2 separate regions of the Mus musculus genome follow, and region 1 is linked to region 2. Evidence: chromatin contacts called from ENCODE Hi-C or POLR2A ChIA-PET data. All regions are on one chromosome and are shown on one strand. The core of a region is the stretch at or near the end of the contact, and the rest is flanking DNA. Distances in the headings are between cores, read along the strand shown. Region 1 holds the start of Zhx1 (zinc fingers and homeoboxes 1). Region 2 holds the start of Fam91a1 (family with sequence similarity 91, member A1).

The links. A loop is a pair of places that touch in the nucleus more often than their neighbours do. ChIA-PET counts read pairs that join two places held with the same protein, here RNA polymerase II (POLR2A).
Region 1: a loop to region 2 is called in a map of gastrocnemius, with 8 times the contacts of the local background. The contact joins the promoter of Zhx1 here to the promoter of Fam91a1 in region 2. A Hi-C loop is called at or near these places in 2 of 37 maps with a recorded cell type or tissue (gastrocnemius and heart). POLR2A ChIA-PET finds 5 or more read pairs at or near these places in 1 of 5 experiments (embryonic stem cell).

The regions. Positions count from the first base shown.
Region 1 is chr15:58,074,894-58,078,345 of GRCm38, reverse strand. It overlaps Zhx1 (zinc fingers and homeoboxes 1), which reads left to right and starts at 1,838. Exons shown (of 4, transcript NM_009572.4): 1 at 1,838-2,189.
Region 2 is chr15:58,413,920-58,417,637 of GRCm38, reverse strand. Fam91a1 (family with sequence similarity 91, member A1) reads right to left here and starts at 2,170. Exons shown (of 24, transcript NM_145959.3): 1 at 1,861-2,170. The coding sequence starts at 1,932.

The sequences.
Region 1 (3,452 bases), core at 589-3,088, 340 kb after region 2:
AGAGAGAGAGCTAGAAAGCGAAGTCCATATGCCTCAGCCACTTCAGATTCTCCTCAATTTTCACTTTGATGTATTCTATGAGCATGTGTTTTTGCCTAGCATCTAGTCTGTAAGATCCTGGAAGACAGAACAGAGCCTTCCGGATCCATGGCTTCCACATCTATGATTCAACCAACTGTGGATCAAAATGTTCAGGAAAAAAAAAATCATGCATCTCTGCTGAACGAGTCAACTTTTTTTCTTGTCTCGGTATGTTAAACAGTTACAGTACAGCAGCTCTTTGCCTGGTGTCTACATCATCCTAATAGAGATGAGGTAAATTCCATCGGGGCATGTGCACAGATTATATGCAAATTCCATACCAGTTTATTTAAGGGACTTGAACAACACTCTATTTGGGTATCATGGAGGGTTCCAGAACAATCCCTTTTAGATACCAACGGACAACAGGATGGCCTTACTCAGTTTTACATCTCCTTTAGTGTCCGGCACATGTGGTCCTCAAAAAGCAAATGGTTGAATGCATGAACAAAAGGTTGAATATCTGAATTTAAAATATTTTCTTTGTTCAGAGTTAAATCCTAAACTGGGATTCTCAGTGGACCTGGAACTGTCTTTGGGGTGAGCATAAACTGGTGTGTGTGTGTGTAACTTTTTGTCTTGTATTTTTCTTATGAGGGATACATAAATACATTGTGTATTTAAACACATTGTGTATTAAATACATTGTGGAGAATGCATTGTTTTATTTTACTGATGTTAGTACTGTATTATAAATACTTTCCATTAAACCACTTTCTATTAAAAACTACACTGATTTCTTAAATTCTTTGTATAAGTAGTTTGCATTCTGAATTTAGTTTCAAGGGGCTTGAGCGCTATTAATTTTTGTTTTAAGAATGGGCCGAGAGTGGGACAGGGTTGGGTTCCTCTGCTGGTGAGACCATTAAGCCTCAGCATACACAAGTTTTAGAATTTTAGGATGCAACTAAATATTGTGCACGTTGATATCAGCAGCCAGGTCTTCCCTTCATGTAAATGCAGAGTGCAAATTTTCGGGCTGGTGTGGCTTGGTGGAGCTCTGCTATCAAAACACAAAAGGGTCCATGACTGGAATGGGGGTGGGGACTAAACATCCAGGCGCCAAAGAGTTCTCTTACGTCCGTCCGGAGCGGCGAGTACAGGAGCGAACACTCGGAGTGGTTTCCTTTCGCCCTCGTTTGTTATATTCAATGGAACAATGACGAGAGGGCTGAAGGGCAGAGGTGGGGAAGACGCTGAGGTCCTCGGCTGGCCGCGCTGCGGGGCTGGTGCCCACTGCGGAGAGCTCGGCTTCAGTCAGTGGCTCTCCGGGGAAAGAGGGACGGCAGCAGGAAGCAGAGGCGGGAGGCTCCAAGTGGGGCCACACTTAACTTTTCCCGTCCAAAGCTGGAACTACGGGGCTCCTGCTGGACTCGGGCTAGGAAGAGGCGGAGCAGCGGCTGACAGGAGCGCGGGACTGTTGACAGCGGGTGGGGGCGCGGCTGGCATCCAGAGGGCGCTGCCAAGGAGGAGCCGAGAGTGACAGTGGGCGTGGCTTAGGGAGGGGCGGGGCCTTAGGACGCCGGCTCCGGGAGAGATGGGGTTGGTTTCGGAGGACCTAGGCAGTTTCAAGGGAAGAAAGCGACCGAGGTCGCGGGAGGCGGGGTCCGACTTCTGACGACCGCTGGCCGAGCAATCGCTTGAACGGGGCGGAGCCTCGCAGGCCCTGGAGGAGGAGCTTCTCGCGACGGGGCGTGGCTTCTAGTGACAGAGGCGTGGCCCCCTCCTGACAGGGGGCGTGACTCTCCCTGACAGAGGGCGGGGCGGCGCACACCTCCCGCAGCGCCCGGTTCTAGAGGAGCGGCCTGGGTCGCATCCCAGAGGAGCGGCGGAGTCCTCGAGTGGGGTGCCCGGCTCGTCCCCGCCTCGGCTGGCTCCTCCTCGCGGCCCTTGTGGGTTCAGGGAGCGGAGTCTCTCTCGCACCCTGGCCTGGCCTCTCGGCGCTTCTGCCGGGCTGCAGAGCTCCGTGGGGGGCCCCCTCGCGCGAGGGCCCTCCGAGTGGTTCCGGGGTTAGGGTTCACGGGTCAGAGTTGACTCCCTGAAAAGTGCAGTCGCTCTGAAATGCAAGATGGCGGCGGCGAGGCGCTGAGGCGAGGCGGCCCCTGCAGGTAGCTGCGCGAGCGGGCTGGGGACTGGGCCTCGCGGTTGCGGGTGGAACCCGAGCAGGAACTCGCGGCGGGTAGGGAAGCCGAGAGGCGCGGGCGCTGGCGCGACACGGGACGGGGCAGCAGCGGGACACAGACACCCCCCCCCTCTTCGGGACCCAGCCCACGGTGCTGGGGCACGCAAGATCGGACCCGGGGGGAACTGGGCCTGCCCCGCGGCGGGGCGGACGGAGTCGCAGCTCCCGGATTCTCTCGGGGGTTGTCAGAGCGAGGACGGAGCTCTGGGTGGAGGGTTTGGAGGGAAAGCCCCAGCGCCTTGGTTGGGAGAGCACTGAGTAACTTGGGGGCGCAGAGGGGATGGGGAGCCGGTCTCCCTGGGGGGAAGGACGTCTCTGGGACAGCGGACCCTAACTACCGTGCGGGTCCTGGGGAAGATCTCCAGCGTTGGGCCTCCGGAGGCGTGAGGCCACCTCGTGGGGACACGGCGCAGCCCCCCTCTGAAGAGTCAGCCAAGGATCTCCGGCTGGACTGTAGCGCACTGGCTTTGGGGTCGGAGCAACGGGAAACCTCAGCAGAGAAGACTCAGGAGTTGCATCCCCAAGAAGTATAGTGCGAAGTATATTTTGAGGAAGAGCAGGCTTTTAGGGGAGAAGTTCATTAAAGAGGGTGGAAACACACTTGTCTCTGCTTAGGTAGTGGAGCGGGAGTGCAGACTTGGGAGAGCGATGGACCAGAGGAAACTCCAAGCCTTGGGGCTTAAAGGGAATTGGCTAGGAGGGAATAAAAAGGACTGGGGTCTGATGGCAGGAAAGCCGAGCCCTGACTCATTTCTTGTGTATTTACACCGAAGTTCCAAGAGAGGGACTTAGAATTCTTTGTTTCGGTACTCCAAAGGTACCAGTAAGAAACGAACCAAACGGAAGAATAAGATTCTGTTTGCTATCCTTAGCTTACTCTGGGCAAAGCAATTGGAAAACTGAATGTAGAGAAGAAGCATAGATAAAGTAGGAATGCTCACAGTACTTTTCTGTCACTAACCCTTCTCTAAAAGACAAGACCAAAACAAACCAAGAAGAGATAAAATTTAGGAGGAAATTATGAGAAAGGCCGATTGAGAAGTTGTGACATTTTTAGGGTGGGATTCCATGCAATTCGAAGAAGCAATTCTCTCGGAGATTAATATTATGGCAAATGAAAATCCGGAAGGACCACTCCTTCCCCAGGAAAAGACTGTGTATTGTGGGGTACACAAGTACACCTTTCTAT
Region 2 (3,718 bases), core at 921-3,420:
ATGCCTAATATTAGGAAATTACAGAAAAATCCCGAAAACATCCTTTCTTTACCATAAGGAAATCCCTATTCTTAATATAGCTGTGATTTTTATAGCATTTTAGGAGTCATCTCAAGCCAATGCCTCATTACTTCTGACAAACAGCTACTAAAACCAACAACGTACACAGATGCTTAGGGCACAAAACCTAACTCAGAATCTAAGCAGAAAAGGCAGCTTGGTGGGGTGACAGCTGTGATGTGTGTGAGGGGCGACAGCACAGGGACAACACAGCTGAGGGCTAGAACTTGGGGGTTTATAGACAGTGACAGACAGTAGAAAACTGGGCTTGCCTCAGTCCACACTACTGAGTAGTGTGGAGAGAATGAGAAGGTCCTGTGCTGAAGATAAGAAAGCAGACAGAAGGGTGATGTCATCTAAAGTAGACCTTAACTTCAGGACACCAGGGGAAGGCTGGAGAAGGTCTGCAGAAACAAAGGCCACACTTAGCCTGACTCAGAACTGGGCCTTTCAGTGGTTTCACACGCAGAAACTAATCAGTTTATATTTGAACTTAAGTTTTAGCACTGTCCTATGATTGTATTAATAACAATTAAGTTTGGGAAGGCTTTTGCCAATCCTAATAGAATCAATTATTTAAGTTGGGTATAAGCTATTTAAAAAGGAAATGAACTATTTACTCTAGTTGTCTTCAAATATGTCTCAGAACATATGTATCTAAAGAACAAAAACTATCTGCTAAACTCATTCAAATTTAAGAGGAACTTATTCCCAAAGATTTAGACTTGTTCCTTTTTTCAAGTTTCAGAAACTTGACATCTTTGACAACCTATAGACCTTTGCCCCTGAAACACACCTAGGGTTCTGGTGTCTTAGAAGTATTTTGTCACGTGATGTCCACCAGACCCTTAACTCGTTCTCTAGAACTAGGACTCAAAGTAAATCACAAGAATCATAAAAACATTACCACCACCATTCCATAATTCCAAAAGTATACCTGCTGCCCACCACCAAGAGAAACCAGAAATCAGAGGAACTTAGAAACGGTGGGCAGCGAACCCCTGCATTGCATGTAGTAAACATACTATACATGTAAGCACACACATCAAGGCCTTCGTAAAAGTTCAAACCACCTATCCGTTCTTTTCTTTCACCAGTCCATTTACTCTGTCTCTGACAGAAAAGACTCTCCGTGGAGGCAGGATCCTTAAACTATCTGCATGCTCAGTAAACACGACTGAGTAAAACTACCATTCATTGTAAGCATTCGATTAAAAAACAAAAACAAAACCCCTCGGGTCATGCTCCCGTTGATCCTTTATAAACTCAGGCTGTGTAAAGGACGAAGTCCGACAACACAAACCACACACGTACCCTTCCAAATCAGGCCTGACTGCTCTGTCAGCCTCGGCAGCTATCACCCTCACGCATCCAGCCAACATTTCCAAGTGGATCGGAACACGTCTCCGAACTCTGGTGATTGTTCACAGCTCCGGAGACGTACTCTTCCCTCTTCCCGGGGGTGGAGGGCCTTCGTTCCTCATCTTAGTAACTTTTAGTGGTCTTCCAGGGCCAACTTTAAATGCTTTCAGTTACACATGCAACTCCAAGCAGGCAACCTAACCCCCAGAAACGCTCCAGAGGAGGTACGTGTGATCTGTCGCTTTGCACTCCCTTCTCCCACCACTCTCAAGTTTGGGGGCCCGGGGACTTTATTAAAATAAAGATTGCAGGCCGAGGTACCAGGCGAGTCCGGGGGGACACCCGTCCAGCCTTCTTGGGAGACAGCGCACGCCCAGTTTCCCCGAGCCCCCCGACGGCCCGCAGGTCAGGCGACAGAGAAGCAGGGCGGAGCCATACCTGCTTCACGTTCGTTGGCAACTTGCTCCAAGGATAATTGTGCCGGATGTGGAACTCAACGTCGATGTTCATGATGCCGGAGCCCAGGCCCGCGGCGGCCGCGGCTGCCACGCCGCCTGCCGCCCGCGAGCGCCCGGCCTGTCAGCGGAGCCCGCACGTCTAGGCCGCACGAGCACGGCGCCGCCCCATGGCCAGGCCCCCACAGGTCCGCGCGGCGCCGGCCACGGGGCACGGACGGGAGCGCCAACTACGACCCGCGCCTCGGCAGCTCCAAGTTTCTTCCTAGTTTCGGCCTGCCGGAAATGGCTCTGTGCCGACGTCACTTCCGCTCACTGGCCTAGGTCCGAGCGTGGAGCTCCGCCCCCACCCCACCCCCCGCACGTGGTTGAACGGTGCGAGGAAGGCGGGACTCAGAGACCCTCCGAGCCCAGCCAGCCGCGCCTGCGCATTGGGGTGACAGAGGCTCCCTGGTCTGCACCTCTGGGTTTGTGTGACTCAGTTTCCCGAATGTGTGTCTCCAATGGCTCTGTCGGTTGTCTGAGCAAAAGCGCTTCTAATGAAAGAACCACTCTCGCCACCCTGCCGAACAAGAGAACACCGAGTATGCCTGGGCCCCCCCCACCCATTGGCCTAGAGTCGCTAGCGGCGTCATCCCTTCCAAGCATTCGCTGTATCCTGGGGATGGAGAACGTTGGACTCCTTCCAAGATCCAAATTCTTAAAATGTAGGGATTTGAGGTGCAGAAATGTTAACTTGCTTCGATCGCCTTTTTAAACGCAGAACTGGGATGGTTATCCCTACAGCTCTCCTGAGGTCTTTGGGAACGGTTTCTTCCAGAGTATATTTTATTTCCTAAGCAAACTCATTTAACTGCAAGACTTCAGTGGTTCTTTGTCTATTTTTTCATTTTAAAGCAATGTTTTTAAGTCATGTTTTGTTATACACTACTGATAAGAACTGAAAACATTAAAGACGCTTAATCCATACCTCAACAACTGGCCAGTCTGAGGCATGCCATTATATCTAATTATTTGAAACTATTATGGTACACACTGCTCTTACATAGGTGTATTGGTCTGGTTATCTGATCGCAGTAACTTCCTATCCTGCTGAGATCCTCCTCAACGTAGCTAAAATGTTCTGAACTCCAGTAATGCAACAGTATTCAAAAGTATGATCTGTCTACTATGTATCATTCCCTTGCCTCAACAGTCAGTGAAACATTGCCACAGCGACTAGGCCTATCAGAAGAAGAAAGTGAGGTTGGCAGGGCTACAAGAGCCCTCAGAATGGCAGAGCCCACTGGTTTTCACAATGTATTATTTTATGTATGAGTGTTTTGCCTGCATGTGTGTGTGTGTGTGTGTGTGTGTGTGTGTGTGTGTGCACCACCAGTGTGCCTTGTACCTTCAGAGGCCAGAAGAGAGCATCAGATATCAGGTGCCCAGAAGTTGGATTTCAGATTTTTTTTTGCTAAACAAAAGCAAGTGATTTTAGCTGCTGGGCCAACTGTCCAGGCCCAGCCCAAGGCTGTTTATTGGAACCATCCTGTGAATTCCTCAGGAACACCCTTCATAGAAATATTCTGTCTCCTGCTTTAGTTTAGGAAAGTTCATTTAGAGTTAGTGAAATAAATACCCCCTACATTTTTCATAATTCGCATGTGAACAAACAGTATTCTTCAGAATCGTTTTATCTAGTATAATGTAAGTAACAAAATTAAAGATATCTTCATTTTTAAATCCCTACAAATCTTTATTTCAACTGCTGAAAGCAGTTAACCGGGCATGAATCTATTCATCCTTTTTGTATTTTCAATAATAAATCTAATTTGAACTCAACAGAAGCTAGTAATGGT